Linked DNA regions of Mus musculus: region 1 is linked to region 2. Evidence: chromatin loops called from intact Hi-C (ENCODE). Cell type or tissue: left cerebral cortex. All regions are shown on one strand.

Region 1 (8,000 bases), 71 kb after region 2:
GAGAGACAGAGAGACAGAGATGGAGAGAGACAGAGACTACACTTCTCTGGGGGACCCAGGAATCTTTGGGGCTTTAGTTACCAGACCTGACCCAGGGAGAAGATGAAGTTGCCCAGAGAAGGGAAAATTCCCTGGAGGCTGATTGCCCACCTGCACATCCTAAAAGCATTGTGTGTGACTCTGTAATTCACAGAGAGACTACACGGTGATGTATGGGAGAAGAAAGAGACTATGAGAAACCGTGTGTGGCAATTGTGCGTGTCCCTATCCTCAGTGTCTGCTTGCATTCCAGGAAGAGAAAGAGGTGTATGCAGGTGCACAAAAAGCCCACTTCTTTTCTTGATCCAAGCAAGCACTTCCAACTTTACAAGCGATCTCAGCTGGCATCGCAAGCCCCCTTAGCTTCTAGCAGGCCTTCATGCGGGGCTCCTCTGAGCTCTACCCAAGAACAGCCCTCATAAGGATGCACACAGTGACACACGGTGACACACGCTTCCTCCTCCCTGAACAGCTAACTCCTCGGTCCCTAACAACACCAGCTGCCTCTTCGGGCTCATTCGTGTTGAAAATCCGGGATGGGGTGGGGGCAGGACACCAACCGCTTCACCAATGAAGCCCGCTCCCCGCCGTCCTCCTCGCCCCCTCCCTCCCCGCGCCTTCCTTGCCCCTCCTCCTCTAAGTCACCGCCGTCCAGTTTCCCCGCCCCACCCTCGCCACCCCCGACCCCAAGACTGGTCAGCGGCTCCCTAACCCCGGGCTCGCAGGCTGATGACCCTGGGAGACAGGGGCCTCGAGGGGCCGCAAACTAGCGCGCCGCGGGCTGAGCCCGAGAGGCCAGGCTGGGGGGAGGGAGGCCCGGAGGGAGGGAGTGAAGGAAGGAGGAGGGCTGGCGAGCTGGAGCCGGCAGGCGGCGGGAGCCCGGGCGAGCCTCGTCGGGAGTGCGTCTCCTCGGCAGAGCAGGACGCAGCCAGAGGTAAGTGGACCCCTGCCCGGTCCCCCGCGTGTCTCCACTCCCCCACCCCACCCCACCCCGCGAGCTGCCTCCGCGCCCCTCCTCCCGGCCCTCCTCCCCAGCCACCTGCTGTTTCTGCCCTAGAGAACACCCTAGGTGACTGGAGGGAGGAGCCGCCTGACCTTATCCCATCCAGGCGAAGGGCGAGGGACCCCTGTCGGCCAGAAAGCCCCCAATCTTCCTCCTCCCATTCCCTTTGCTCTCTGTCCTTCACCCCCTTCTCTCTGTCCTTCACGTCTTTCTTCTTCCCTCCCTTTCTGACTCTCCCTCTCTTTCTTTCGGAACCACCAACTGGGTCTGGGGGTGGGATGAGGGTGAGTGGGAAGGGGTCCAAAGGCTGTAAGGGAGGGCAGTGGGGGGCATCCGGACCTATTCCCTACACCTCCTCCTGGCTGTCCATTGCCATGGCAACTAGGATGTACTGGGCTAGGGGGGAAGAGACAAAGATGGGGGTGGACTGGGACCTCTGGGGGAGAGCTAGGGTCTAAGGCTCTTCGCAGGAAATGAACGGTGGCACAGCTGTGCCCCACTTTCCCCGTCTGCCCCAAAACCATCACACCGGTCTTATAGCCTCTAGTCTGTTCAGTGTTTCACTTGGTTTCCTAGTGCCTTCCCCAGCTCTCCCTGAACCGTATCACTAAGACCAGAACCCTCCTGCTCTCTCCCATCAGAGGGAAACTGAGGCTCTGGACCAGGGGAGGAGACCCAAAGTCTCCTAGTGAGGTCAGCCAGCCTATTTAAGGTCTACCCCCCCCCCCATCACTGTTCCCAGGCTCCTCCTCCATCCTCCTCCTTCCCACCCACCTCCCTCCAATATCTCCGCCTCGGGTGGGGGGGGGGCTTCTGGACCTTCCCGTCTATTTCCAGATACTACCAGTTTCCCCCCTCTTTCTCTCCAGCTCAAACTCTCCTCCTTCTCCCTAGTTCCCCCTCTTTCCATTTCTGGATGCTTCTGATGTCAGTGGCTTCCCCGCCTTCAGGTTCCCTAGCTACAACCCCCCAACCCCCACCCCAGTCTCAGTCTCCTTCCTCCCATTTTCCTTAGGTAGCTGAAGGGGTGAAAACCCAGGCTTAGATAAGTAGGCTGAGCACAAAGACCACAAAGTCCAGGAGAATGGCATGCAGGAGAAGGGCTCCTGCTTTAATGTGAGTCCCCAAGGAGGAACACATCACACTGTCTGTCTCCCATTAGCAACTGAAGAGAGACCTAGGGACATGGAGACAGGGCTGGGTAGTTCTGAGCATGGGCTATTATAAGCACAAAACTTGGAATTCCAAAGCAGGGAGAAAAGGCTAAAAGGAATGGAGACCCTTCCATGTAGTCTGCAAGTAGATGAGGTCTTATGCCTGTGGGTAAGGGGGCATCTGACTTAAGGCAAGGGAATGCTCTGAATGACCCCAGCGACCCTCAGCATCAGTCATTTCCATAGTTTCAAGGGAAAGGGGGTACAAGTGAGCCAAGCACAGCACAGGCCTAATGCTTGCTCCTCATCTCATCCTCCCTCACAGCTTGTCCAGGTGACTGAGCTCCACCCCTGTGCACCAAGACACCCACCCCACCCCCCACTGGTCAAGCCTCGCTGGAGAAAGAGACCGGGAAGTCCCAGCATGAGAATCAGAGCTGCCCAGCCAGCTTCATAGATGGGGAAGCAGCCTGCTTGCCTCCCCCATCAATTACAGGGATAACTGAGAAAAAGCCCCACCCAATATGGAGGCTGAGGACTACCGCCTCTATTAATTCCCTGCCTTCTCCCCTGCCCTGCCCACCTGGCCTTAGCTGGGTCACTCATGCAATGCTGAGAAGTAAGCAAGACTTGGGGTCAGCTTGCCTGGCTACCAGGCAAGGACTGTGGGCATCATGGGGGTGTGTGTGAGCGGGGCTCCAGGGTGAGACCTAGCCCCCGCCCCCAGGAATTCAAGGGGGTGGGGGTGGGGCCGAGGATAGAATGGCTCGGGGAGGGTTGGGGGCAGAAGAGGCCTCCCTACGCTCAAACGCATTGTCCTGGCTGGCCTGTGGGCTCCTGGCCCTGCTGGCCAACGCTTGGATCATCCTTAGCATCTCAGCCAAACAGCAGAAACACAAGCCACTGGAGTTACTGCTCTGCTTCCTGGCCGGTACTCATATACTCATGGCGGCTGTGCCCCTTACCACCTTTGCTGTGGTGCAGCTCCGGCGCCAGGCTTCCTCTGACTATGACTGGAACGAGAGCATCTGCAAGGTCTTTGTGTCCACCTACTACACGCTGGCCCTGGCCACCTGCTTCACGGTCGCCTCGCTCTCCTACCATCGCATGTGGATGGTGCGATGGCCCGTTAACTACCGCCTCAGCAACGCCAAGAAGCAGGCGCTGCATGCCGTCATGGGCATCTGGATGGTCAGCTTCATCCTCTCCACGCTGCCCTCCATCGGCTGGCACAACAACGGGGAGCGCTACTATGCCCGAGGCTGCCAGTTCATAGTCTCCAAGATCGGCCTCGGTTTTGGTGTCTGCTTCAGCCTCCTGCTTCTTGGGGGCATTGTCATGGGGTTGGTCTGTGTGGCTATCACATTCTATCAGACACTGTGGGCCCGGCCCCGGAGGGCTCGGCAGGCCCGGAGAGCGGGGGGCAGTGTGGGCACCAAAGCAGGGGGGCTGGGGGGGTTGGGTACCCGGCCAGCTTTTGAGGTGCCAGCCATTGTGGTGGAGGATACTCGAGGGAAGCGGCGGTCCTCGCTGGATGGCTCTGAATCTGCCAAGACATCCTTGCAGGTCACCAACTTGGTCAGCGCCATCGTCTTTCTCTATGACTCACTCACGGGGGTGCCCATTTTGGTGAGATTGAGGTCCTTCAGCCTTTTTTTAATATACAGGGCCTTCCAGTTCTACCAGCCACGCAAAAGCTCCATCTCCAGCCCGGCATCTACCGTCCTCTCGTCTGTCTGTCTCCTGACATTTGGGGTTCCCTGTCTCAGTCCTCACCCGCCACTACTCAATCCCCCAGCTCCTTTGACCATTCCTTGCTTCCACTTCTATTCTTCAGCTCCACAGGCCCTGTCACTCTTCAACCTGTCACACGGCTAGCTGCCCTGAGCCTTTATCTATTCCCTGCTTCTCCCTGGAGATCATTCTCTGAGCACTCCTGAGTGGAAATGAGTAGAAACCCCAGGCTCACCCGACCACACTATCCAGGCCCGACTCCTGGGTTCCTCTGTCTTTGACTTTCTTGGAGTCTCACTCTCCTCCCACCCCCATCTCTCCCACTCCGCTCAAGCGCCCAACGTCAGGGATTTGTTTATAGCACTTCTCCCCTTTCATCATTCAACCCCTTCCAGAGGCTCACCCGCCTCCCTTCCTAATCCCTTGCTTTAAAGGTGGGTATCAGGCTTAGGTGGGGCCTGGACTCTCAAGCCTGACCAGCCATTGCCTATTCCCCGTCAGGTGGTGAGCTTCTTCTCCTTGAAGTCAGACTCAGCTCCGCCATGGATGGTGTTGGCAGTGCTGTGGTGCTCCATGGCACAGACACTGCTCCTGCCCTCCTTCATCTGGTCCTGTGAGCGCTACCGTGCAGATGTGCGCACAGTGTGGGAGCAGTGTGTGGCGATCATGTCCGAGGATGACGGTGATGACGGTCAGAGGAGGGACGGGGCCTTTTCTTTCCTGGATAGCTACCTCTATTTTCTGTCCTTTCTACTGCCCTTCTCCTTGAGGAGACGTGCTGCCCTGGGGTGCCCCCTGCTGGACTAAGCTGGAGCCAACTCCAGGCTCCGTCTAGCCTGATGACTTGTCCATCCAAGCCCTGTTTCCTTTGATGAGCCTTTCACTAGGCATCTGCTCCTCTCTGGAAGCCTACACCGGCCGGCCAGCTTGGTCCATGCCAAACAGGGATTGGGGCTTACAGACTGATGGGAGTCAAAGAGTCCTCCTGGACTTTATGAAGGGCATGGGGCTCTAGAGGGTAGGTCTTCTCTGCCTGTACCCACTGGGCTCCTTCTCGCTCCTAGATGGCACCTGTGACGACTACACAGATGGCCGAGTGTGCAAAATTCGCTTTGATGCTAACGGGGCCACAGGGTCAGGGAGTCGGGACCCCACCCAGGTGAAGCTGCTGCCTGGGCGGCACATGCTCTTCCCACCGCTGGAGAGAGTACACTACTTACAGGTATGGGACAGAAGGACTCACCTCCATTCTGGTCTCCTGCACCACTGCTCTTTGGCTTTGGACTGCAGGGTACCCTAGGGGGTCAGGTAAAGGAGAGACAAGAGGAAGAAAGTTTCCCTCAGATCTCTCAGAACCAGGTTTGCCTACTAGAGTAAACACGTTGGAGAAAAGGAAGAGTATGAAGCCATCTTGCAGAGTCCCCACCTTGGTTCCTGTCACCTTTACCTTTGTCTCTGCAGCATCTCCAGGTCTCACCTGCTCCTCTTCCCAGGTCCCTTTGTCCCGACGATTATCCCACGATGAGACCAACATCTTTTCTACTCCTCGGGCACCAGGCTCCTTCCTGCACAAGTGGTCCTCATCGGATGATATCCGGATCCTCCCAGCCCAGAGCCGAGCCCTCGGAGGCCCTCCAGAATACCTGGGACAGAGACACAGGCTGGAGGATGAGGAGGATGAGGAAGAGGCTGAAGGCGGGGGCTTGGCCAGCCTTCGACAGTTTCTAGAAAGTGGGGTTCTGGGGTCGGGTGGGGGACCCCCACGAGGTCCCGGTTTTTTCCGGGAGGAGATCACCACCTTCATCGATGAGACACCTCTGCCTTCTCCAACTGCGTCACCAGGACCCTCTCCTCGTAGGCCTAGACCACTGGGTTTTTCACCTCGACGGCTCTCCCTTGGGTCTCCGGATAGCCGAGCCGTTGGACTTCCTTTGGGGTTAAGTGCAGGAAGACGCTGTTCCCTGACCGGGAGCGAAGGGAGTTCAAGGGCTTGGGGAAGACCCTGGGGGCCAGGTAACCCCATCTTCCCCCAGTTGACCCTGTGAGGCCGCATAGGCCTGCTTCACTGGAGGGGGGGGGGAGGCACGAGCGAGTGAGTATGCCTCATCCTGGCCCTGAGTCTATGGCAGCTGCCTCCAGGGAGATGGGGGGGGGGGGGCCTACATCCGGGCTCTAGAGCCCCAGCTCTCTCCCATCCAAGTGACCAGATACCCAACGCACCCGTCTTCACCCCTAGCAAAATGTATTAAAAGGCTGAGTTGCCGTGGAAACCTTGATGTTCAGCGTTTGCGGGGAGGGGGGGCAAATGGTCAGTGGCTTGGGCGAGGGAAAGTGGCTAGAGGACAAACCGGATAAAGGGCAGGGGGAAGAGGTATAGAAAGAGACGGCCCAATACGACGCAGACAGACATAGGAGAAATGGGCGTAGGAGCGTAAGATCCTGGGGTGGAGCAAGGGACACTAGAGTGTGTTAGTTTGAATGGGAAGGATCTTTGCTTAAATTAGTAAAAAGTACTCAATTCCCATCTCCCCTAAATGCGTCTGGGCGCTCAGTTTCTGAGTAGAAAAGTTTTGGTGCCAGAATTGGTGTCCCAAACACGGAGTCACCCTCTTCCAGGCAGCGTTTCGAAAATCCATCTTCACATGGTGGGTTGGCAGGAGCGTGGGTAGATGAACGTGTGAGGGGCGTCCACAATCCTTTTCCAGGACTCAAGGATGGACGGAAACGAAGTTACCCCCACGTCACAGGCCAGGAGCCCTATTTCACCCTTCTTTCTCCATTTCCCTTTCTTACCCACACTAGACCCATGTGTCCCTCGGATTTCTCACTCCGTCTCACTTCGGTTTTCCCAGGGGCAGGCCTAAATCCAGCAGGTTTCTTTGGCATCACTCATTCCCTCTCTCTTCCTCTCCCTCCTCTTCTCCATCTCTCCTTCCTTCTCCTCCCCCTACCCCCCCTCCTTCCTCTCCCTCCCTCCCTCCCGTCTCCGCATTTCCCTTCGGCGGTGGGCCCGCGACTCTGGCACCATGCTCCGGCTCCTGCGGTTGTTGCTTTTGCTGCTGCTGCCTCCCCCGGGGTCCCCCGAGCCTCCCGAGCCCCCGGGCCTGGCTCAGTTGTCACCGGGGTCGCCTCCCCAGGCCCCCGACTTGCTCTACGCGGACGGGCTGCGAGCCTACTCGGCCGGGGCTTGGGCGCCCGCAGTGGCGCTGCTGCGAGAGGCGCTGCGGAGCCGGGCGGCGCTGGGCCGCGCGCGCCAGGAGTGCGGGGCGAGCTGCGCGGCCGAGCCGGGCGCCGCGCTCCCCTCCCAGCTCCTCGGAGCCCCACATCCTGTCTCCGGGCCCGGGGTCTGGGAACCGCTGCTCCTGCGCGCCACGCTCCGCCGCGCCGAGTGCCTGACCCAGTGCGCGGTGCGGAGGCTGGGCCCGGGGGGCGCGGCGCGGCTCCGCGTGGGGAGCGCGCTGCGGGATGCCTTCCGCCGGCGGGAGCCTTACAACTACCTGCAGAGGGCCTACTACCAGGTGCGGGGGCCGGCCAGGGTGCTACCCCAAGCCTACTGACTGTCTTACTGGGAGCTGACCAGGAGAGGGCGGGATGCTCGCCGCCCGGACTCGGGGGTGGAGCCTTGGAGGGCGGATAACGGAGTTCTACTCTTGTGTGGGTACCATTGAAACGTGGCCAGGACTTGCGATGGCCGCAGAGGGAGGGTCAAGAGAGAGCGTGGAGAACGTGTCAAATTGGAATGAAGAGGAGTGGGAGTAGACCGAATATGTTGGGAGGGCTCCGCAGTTTTATTTTAGCGGGTCTAGGCTAATGAATGCAACCTTTCAGATACGAAGAGCAGATGGAGAGGTGCCCCAAACCATACACACACACACACACACACACACACACACAGAGAGAGAGAGAGACAGACAGACAGACAGACAGAGACAGACAGAGAGAGACAGAGAGAGAGACAGACAGACAGACAGAGACAGAGAGAGAGAGACAGGCAGAGAGAGTGCATGTGTTCGTTCAGGAGTGGGCGTTTGAGTAGGAGCTTTCTCTTGGGGAAGAATCGAGCTTCGGAA
Region 2 (8,000 bases):
GGATGGGTGGGACACGCAGTGAGGGGTGAAGATGGAAACGTAGGTAAGGGGGGCAGTAGAAGGCTCTCCCTGAGACCCAGGGAGAGGCGGGGCCAGCTTGCCTGTTAATTTAATATTAAATTGGGATAGAGGTTGGAAAGGACAGTCATTTCAAGGATGGTTACTCAGCCGCTCAGCCTGCACCTGGAGGAAGGAAAGATGAGCCTGTCAGAGAAAGGACACAGAAGTCTGGGGTCAGGAGCATCTTCCAGCCACTCAGAAGGAGCAAGTCTCCTGTCCCACGACAGCTTAACTACATTGATCTGCCAGCCAGCCTCCTCTGGTCTGTCACATTCCCACTATTCCCTCTCAGGCACTTACATGAGAAGCTGAGAGCCTGGGGCCTTCACCAGTCATAACGACGGGACTGTCGGGAGGGGGAGTCCTCAGGTCCCTGGATCGCCAGGCGGGGAGGCCCCTCAGCCCTTCGCCCCCCACCCACAGATGCCTCATGCCGTCGAAATTCCAGAGGACGCTGCTGTCTGTATCGGGATGTCTCCCTTCTCCATTCATCATCAAATGCTGCTGCCTCACCTAAAGAGGACAGAGAGCAGCCATGGAAGCCACAGTATTCTGAGATCAGAAACCAGGGCAAAGGTTGAGATCATGCATGGGAGAATGGGGGTTGGGAGCCATCTTAGCTTCAACACAGTTCCTGGATGCCACTGGCAAGCCTGAGGCACAACTACTGGGGTTACACACCATGGGGAGGCACAATTACTGGAGTTATACATCACGAAAGCTAATAAAGCACTCATTTGAGAAAGACAAAGTAAAGGGTGGAAAAGAAAAGCCACCAATCCCGATAGAGGAAACTACAACCATCAGCACCTGACGTCAGTCAAGCTCTGCCCCCTCCCTGGCAACACCTGACTCAGCCCTGAAGCTGGCAACAGAGCCTAAGCACAGGGCTCACCCACAGCTCTGCCTGAGATACCTGTGGGATGGTAGAGAAAGCTATGCTCCAGTCTACAGCAACTAGCTCAGGGACTGCTGCCCAGAAGAAGACAGGCTCACTCACTTTCATCCAGGTTGATGTAGTCCTGCCGCTCTTCCTGGTCCCCTGTGCGGTGGTTTCGGGAGCGCTGGAGGATGTGAGCCCTATCCCGAATGTGATGCCCAATGGACATCTGCTCTAGACCACTGTCTGAGTCCCGGACAGTCCTCCGTGTCTCCCGGATCTGGGACGAGGTGAATAGGCTCATTCACTTCTCCCCACAAAGCCCTGGCTACATCTCCCCGGGACGAACCAGCCACCCACGACCCAGTCCTGAAAACAGATGACCCTGGTTCCTGTGGATGCCGATCCATCCTACCTCCTCTGAGATAGAGGGGTTCCTTACTCACCCCGCCTGGGGCAGAGCGCATCTCCGACGTCTCCTGGTAAACCTTGGGCGCGCCGTCCCCAGTGTTGGAGTAGGAGATAACAGTGGAGGAGGAGAAGGTCTGGCAGTTGCCCCCTGCAGCCATGTGCTCCTGAGGAGGGACTGAATGAGGGCCTACTCTGCAGAAGGGAGCTCCCTTCAGCTGCTGGCTCTTGCTACATCTTCCTCAAAATACGTGAGGATGGGAAACTCGCATCACAACCGCCCCGATTCCTCAGGCCCAACACTAGCATACGTAATCACTCATGGGTCTAAGAACAAACACAGGACCCCTGGTGCTCTGACTCAACTTAGTCACTAGCTCACCCCACACCCCCAACCATGTTGGCTGCTACGGAGATCAAGGCAGGGGAAGACTATGGGGCAAGTCATACCATGTTCCCGATCATGTCGTTCATCATCCCAAACATGTCCATGAAACCGCCGGACTGGGGAAAGATGAGAGTCCAGAAGACTAGTCAGCGGTTTGGGGCCAGCCACTCACCTGAGGACAGACCCCTTTTCCTTCTTACATCTAGCCTGACCACTCAAGTTCCTCCCCATGAACTGCTGGCTACCTTCTCCGGCTCTGTGACCGCCCTAATGCTTCTCCTGCCTGCCGTCCCAATCTTTTTTTTTTTTTTTTAAATTTGGTTTTTTTTGAGACAGGGTTTCTCTGTGTAGCCCTGGCTGTCCAGGAACTCACTCTGTAGACCAGGCTGGCCTCGGAACTCAGAAATCCGCCTGCCTCTGCCTCCAGAGTGCTGGGATTAAAGGCGTTCGCCACCACACCCAGCTCATCCCGATCTTTAAGGAAGTGACCCAAAGGCAATGAATTAAAACCTCTGATCACGCTAAATGTTGATTGACAGGGCTTGCCTTTAACCCAGCACTGAGAGGCAGAGGTAAACAGAGCTGAGTTTGAGGGCAGCCTGGTTTACAGAGTGAGTTCCAGGACAGCCAGGACTGTTATAGAGAAACTTGGTCTCAAAAAAAAAAAAAAAAAAAAAAACAAAAAAAAAAAAAAACAAAAAAAAACCAAAAAACCCCTCTGAATATTTAGAGCTGTAAAAGAACCCCAAACTTTCCCTCCTCAAAAGAACCGCTGTACATTTTTACTTTCCCCAGTGATTAAGAACTTCTGAGTGTCAGTAGCATTTGAGTGTTCTAGTTATTATCTTTCTGTGTATGAGTGTTTTGTCTGCATGTACGTCTGCTCTCTACATTCATGCAATGACGGTGGAGAACAGAAGATGGCATCAGATGCCCTAAGACTACAAATACAGACAGTTGTGAGCTGCCATGTGGGTGCTGGGAATCAAACCCTGGTTGTCTGGAAGAACAGCCAGGTGCTCTTAACTCGGGAGCCATTTCTGCAGCCCTAGCTCCTTAACTTATAGTCAATGGGCTCTGAACCATGTCAACTATCCAAAGAGAAGATTTTTAAGACCACCAGAGTGGTGCATTTGGAAATAACATTTAAGGGGTGTGTGTGTGTGTGTGTGTGTGTGTGTGTGTGTGTGTGTGCGCGCGCGCACGTGAGTGTATGCACTTGTGCAAGAGATACAGGAAGAGAAGACAGGGACTCACCATTCCCAACATCCCGAAGGGAGAGACAGCCCCAGCCTACAAGACGAGAAACTGAAGTTAGAACTACACCCTACCAACTGTATGTACCAAAGGAGGTCAGTGCCTCCGTTCCCCCCTTCCTTCTTTCCACAGGAGTCACACAGCCCCTTTCCCAGACTCCTGACCCCACTCGTCTGCCTCCCACGCAGGTCATGTCCCTTTAAAGCTGGTTGTAGGGCAAGAACTGCAGCATACTTAACTAATCACCCCAGGTCTCGATATGTTCCAACTGTTACCTGCATCCTGCGGCTGGCAGGCCTGGTTGCTGGCATGTTACCATCTGTGATGCTCAGGAAGGGGCTATATCCAAAGCCGCCTGACAACATGCGGCTCATGTGCTGACGGTGAATTGCGAAGGGGTCCCTGCGGAGTGAGCATACACTATAGAAGGCAGATTAACCCCCAGCCTTCTTCACCTCCCCGAAATGAAGTCAGGGTACACAGTGGCACGGATGCCGGCTTCCCTCTGAGAGCGGCAGCTGAGTATCCAGCTAATTCTAACTGGTTCCAGCCAAGGGAACCAACTCAAAGGTCTGCCTGAACTGCTCAGACCTGAATCCGAATGGGCTGAGGGCGCGAGGGGGAGGGAATTCTCACATCAGGAACATGGGATCCTCAGGCTCCACGTCCCTCATGAAGCGGAACATCGTGATCTCAGCTCCAGGGGGCTCCACACTGTGAAGATACGGAGGCTGTGTTTCCTGCAGGCGGCCAGGCTTATGCACACCAGCTCAGTGTTGCTACTCTTAAGGCTGCCTCTTGCATACACTATCACTGACCCCTCCAAACTCCAGGGAAGATCCTTCGCCAGGTGAGCCATATAACCTATGAGACCTGAGAGCCAGCAGCTCTCCAAGCCGGTCATGGAATTTTTCCCAAGCCTCTTAGTGGTGCCCCTCCACCCCCGCCCGCCATCCTCTCTTCCCCGAGCCACGGTCAGCTCCTCCTCCGACGCCAGACTCGATGAGAATCTCGAACGGCGGCCCGCCACCCCATTAATGACCCCCAACTACTCCGCCTTCTGCTGGCACTGGGCGCTACCAGGCCTCCCCGGGCAGGCCTCACTGCCCACCGATCCGGGCCGCCACTGCCCCAGCCCGTGCCTCCCGCCGGGCGAGCCGGAGAGGAAGGTCCACTCCCGGGATCGCATCCCTGCAGCCGTGCGGGCCGCGGCGCCCTGGCCTCACCGGTCCCCGACTCCGGCTCAGCGGCCCATCCGGCCGGCCTCTCCTCGGGGCGCTGCAGGAGCAGGGTCGCGGCCCGGGACGCAAGGATTGGTCCGCGCGGCAGCTTCTCGCCTCCCGCACCGCCTCCTGCCTTCGCCTGCCACCTCCGTACCCCCGCCCTCGGCCCGAGAAGCCGATCTTCGGTCAGGCCCGAACGGAAGTGACGTCACGACGGACGGCCCCGGGGGCGGGCTGCGGGAGCTCCGCCCACCTGCTTGGGAGGGAGGGCGGCGCGCGCGCCGTGGAGCCCCGGAGGGCGGGTCCTCTGGGGCGGGTGGGAGGTGTCATTAAGCTGGCTCGGGGATCTGGGGACAGGAAGAGGCTCCTGCAAAGGTGGGGGGGGGCGGAGCGGAATCGGGAGGGACCGGCTGAGCGCAACGTGGGGGCAGGGTGTGCCGCACCTTTTTTGCGGGGGGGGGGGGGGAGAGGCGGGCTGTCTGGGGGCGATCGGTGGGGCGGATCCCTGCGGGGACCTTTAAACACACTGCAGGAGGGGCGCTTAACCAGGGGAGCGCGTGGGCCTGTCCCTCTGGAGAGACGCTCGGGCGGGCGGTGTCCTCCGAGTGACGCAGAGAAGGAGGTGACAATTTAGCTCAGGTCTAGTTAAGCCTTGGAAAAGGCCAACCAGGGAAGGGAATCCAGGTTGGGAGTTTGGCCGCCAGAGGGCGATCCTGGGCCGGGCTGGATCCTTAGCTCCTTAGGACTCGGTGTTGGCTTAGGCTTCTGGACCACTCCAGGACCTGTCTGTGAAGGGTTGGCCTGGGCAAAGGCGTTAGTTCTGAAGTCTGTTTGCTTTTTGTTGTCGTTTTTTGGTTTTGGTTTTAGTGCTCAGGACCCAACTCAGGACCTTGGGCATACCAAGCACATGCCCTACCACTAAGCTATAGTCCAGTTCCTTTAGGTCGTAGGTCTTTAAAACTTTCTTTGTTCTGAGCAGGTAGATAGGTCAAGGGACTAAAGTTTAGAAGAATAAAGGGGTGGAGAGCTAAATTAAGCAGAATCACCCAGGGGTGGAGCTAAAAAGTAAGCCCAAGAGGGCTGACTCCAAAGCCAGAGACTGGTATTTTGACATACTAATTGTCTTGCACAAAATCTGGCTGAGCTGGAGAGAAGAGCCCTCCCCTTTGGGTCAGAGGATTTGAACTGTATTGGGTAGACTTTGACCCACAGAGATCCAAACTCAAAACTGTCCCAAGTTCTTTACTCTGGCTGTCAGCCACATTGGTACCGTGTGGAACCTGATCTGAAGAGAAAGGTTTATTCTAACCAACTCCCTGAGGGAAAAGGGTCAGTGGTTACTCAGGAAAAGATTGGGAGCAGAGACTCTCAGCTTCTTTCGATTTGATCATTGCTAGTGGGAAAAAAATAGTGCTAAGAGAAGAAACAGTGATATAGTTAACGTAAGCTGACAGATTGGCAAAGTGAAGCCAAAAAAAAAAAAAAAAAGGAGAAAATGTGTTTTTCATTGATATTTGATATATAAGACCTTCTTTAAATGCCTCTTGGTATCCCACCCGACAATTGTCCTTTCTTCTTGCTCTAAAGAAAAGCACTTTGACATTCCATCCAGAGTACCTCAGAGCTGCAGAGCCAGCTCAGTGGCTAAACATGCCTGCTGGTTGGTGGGGCACTGGGAGGGAGGCAGAAAAAGGATGATCTCTGTGAGTTAGAAGCTGACTTGGGCTACATAGCTTATCTAGAAGAAAAACAAAAGCATAAAATTAAAAACAAACAAACAAAAAACCCAAAAGCATAAAATTTAAAAAATAAATAAATAAAGCTTGCTGCTATTCCAGAGCAACCCAGGATGGCTGCAGAGTTGCAGCTCCAGCAGCTCTAACATGCACTGCAGAAATCAAGGGTGTGTACACACCTGGCATACTGGCACACATCTACACGGAAAATAAATCTGAAAAAGGAGCTTGCTACCTTGCAGAGGACCTTGTTCCAGGACCCACTTTGTGACTCTCAATCATCAATCGGTAAAACCCCAGTTCCAGGCTATCCAATGCCCTCTTTGGGCCTCTAGAGGGATTGTGTACACATTGTACACACCTATAGGCAAAAATACATAGAAAATAAAAATAAATCTGGTTATATAAAAGGGTTACTTTGGCCAGTGGTGACCTTTAATCCCAGCATTCAGGAGGCAGAGGCAGGTGGATCTCGGTGTTTGAGGTCAGCCTGGTATGGGAGGGGAGCAAGGGGGAGGAGAAGAGCAATCAAGCTCCGGAGAGCTGGGACAGCCAAGGCTACATCCTTCTCTAGTCTATAATATAGTCCACCTTCCCCCTAGGCCATTGTAAATACTTGTGTATGGGTGTAACTCAGCTATCTATAGTTCTAAGTATCTACTCTGGTTCCTCCTTGGATCACAAACTTACTTCTTCCTAGATAATGGTAAATTCCTGTGTAAGGCAGTGACTTAGCTATCCATGCCCAAGGTCGGATCAATAACTGCCTAGAATCTAACTTAGCTATATGTCAAAATATCAATCCTTAGGAGCACTTGTAATAAAGGAATATTAAGGGAAAGCACACAGATCTGTTCACCAACTAAAGCAAGGACATTGGAGCATTCGTTATACAGGATGCCAAGGTTCCAGGAGACTAAGTTTCCATGAACTTTTCGCCTCGGGACAGCACCCAGGTTTTTGGGGCCTGTCGCGCTTGTCACTACTGGAGTGGATGTAGCAGGCTGGGGAGATGGCTCAGCAGTTAAGAGCACTGACTGCTCTTCCAGAGGTCCTGAGTTCTAATCCCAGCAACCACATGGTGGCTCACAACCATCTGTAATGGGATCTAATGCACTCTTCTGGTGTGTCTGAAGACAGTTACAGTGTATTTGTATAAACAGAAACAAATAATATTTAAAAAAGAAAAGAAAACTCGTCTTGAAAAAACAAACAAAACAAAAGAATGTTACTTCAATGAGCATTCTGCCACCTACACTTAAAGATATCCTACACAAATGTTCTTTTTTCTTGTCTCTTTTGAAAGCAAGTCTCCCACACTCTCACTATGTAGCTCTGGGACTAAAGGTATATGCTCCCTACCTGGCCATCAAAGCAAGTTCTACATTGCTTGGCCACTCAACAGCTGTTTAATGAGCACGTGCTCTGTGCTGGGTCTAGTGTATTAAACAGACAGACAAGGCTAAGACAGCCCCTGCCACCTTGAGGTGTGGTCTTTTAGTCTCCTTGCCTGTGTGTTGCGTTTGTTTTGACATAGGTTTTTGCTATATAGCCCAGGCTGGACCACTTGAACTAATGGTAACTCTGCCTTAGCTTCCTGGCTACAAGGATTCTAGTTGGGTGCCGCCGTGGCAAGCTATATCTCCAGGTTTCTTTTTCTGTCTGTTATTTGCTGTCCTGTCTCCTTTCTTTAAGTCCTTTCTCTTCCTTCTCTCAGACTGTAAGGATGTTGCCATGTTGTTAGATATAAATCTGTAATCCCAGAGATACATAGCAAGTCTCTATGTGAGATGATGTCAGAAAAGATAGCAAACAGAAAACCTTAAGAATCTCATACCATTCCATTTTATCTTTGCATGCCTCTGTGTGTGTGTGTGTGTGTGTGTATGTGTGTGTGTGTGTGTGTGTGTGTATGTGTGTGTATTGTGTGTGTGTGTGTATGTGTGTGTGTATGTGTGTGTGTATGTGTGTGTGTGTATTGTGTGTGTGTGTGTGTGTGTGTGTATGTGTGTGTGTGTGTAACCAGGACCTTGCATATGGTAGATAAG

The links. Peaks named below come from ENCODE experiments on the same cell type or tissue, not always from the same donor. Only the 100,000 strongest peaks of a DNase experiment are listed, where the experiment ranks them.
Region 1: a loop joins it to region 2, with 5 times the contacts of the local background. A loop is called at or near these places in 16 of 42 quality-filtered maps.

Annotation. Positions count from the first base shown.
Region 1 is chr6:124,856,644-124,864,643 of GRCm38, reverse strand. It overlaps P3h3 (prolyl 3-hydroxylase 3), which reads left to right and starts at 6,927. Exons shown (of 15, transcript NM_013534.5): 1 at 6,927-7,448. The coding sequence starts at 6,957. It overlaps Gpr162 (G protein-coupled receptor 162), which reads left to right and starts at 661. Exons shown (of 5, transcript NM_013533.4): 1 at 661-973; 2 at 2,522-3,825; 3 at 4,432-4,621; 4 at 4,995-5,152; 5 at 5,424-6,200. The coding sequence starts at 2,959. The coding sequence ends at 5,975. It overlaps Gm32404 (a long non-coding RNA gene), which reads right to left and starts at 6,837. Exons shown (of 3, transcript XR_378023.2): 1 at 6,724-6,837; 2 at 5,408-6,637; 3 at 3,874-5,226. In left cerebral cortex, CTCF peaks have their summits at 914, 4,726 (motif pointing left) and 7,499 (motif pointing right); DNase peaks (open chromatin) are centred at 4,704, 4,990, 6,895, 7,516 and 9 more places; H3K4me3 peaks cover 5,519 bases; H3K27ac peaks cover 6,511 bases.
Region 2 is chr6:124,927,806-124,935,805 of GRCm38, reverse strand. It overlaps Mlf2 (myeloid leukemia factor 2), which reads right to left and starts at 4,418. Exons shown (of 9, transcript NM_001170341.1): 1 at 4,220-4,418; 2 at 3,630-3,707; 3 at 3,269-3,395; 4 at 2,994-3,029; 5 at 1,799-1,852; 6 at 1,387-1,515; 7 at 1,061-1,220; 8 at 361-573; 9 at 1-183. The coding sequence starts at 3,679. The coding sequence ends at 386. In left cerebral cortex, CTCF peaks have their summits at 3,710, 4,914 (motif pointing right) and 6,275; DNase peaks (open chromatin) are centred at 3,255, 3,712, 4,470, 4,870 and 2 more places; H3K4me3 peaks cover 2,370 bases; H3K27ac peaks cover 2,753 bases.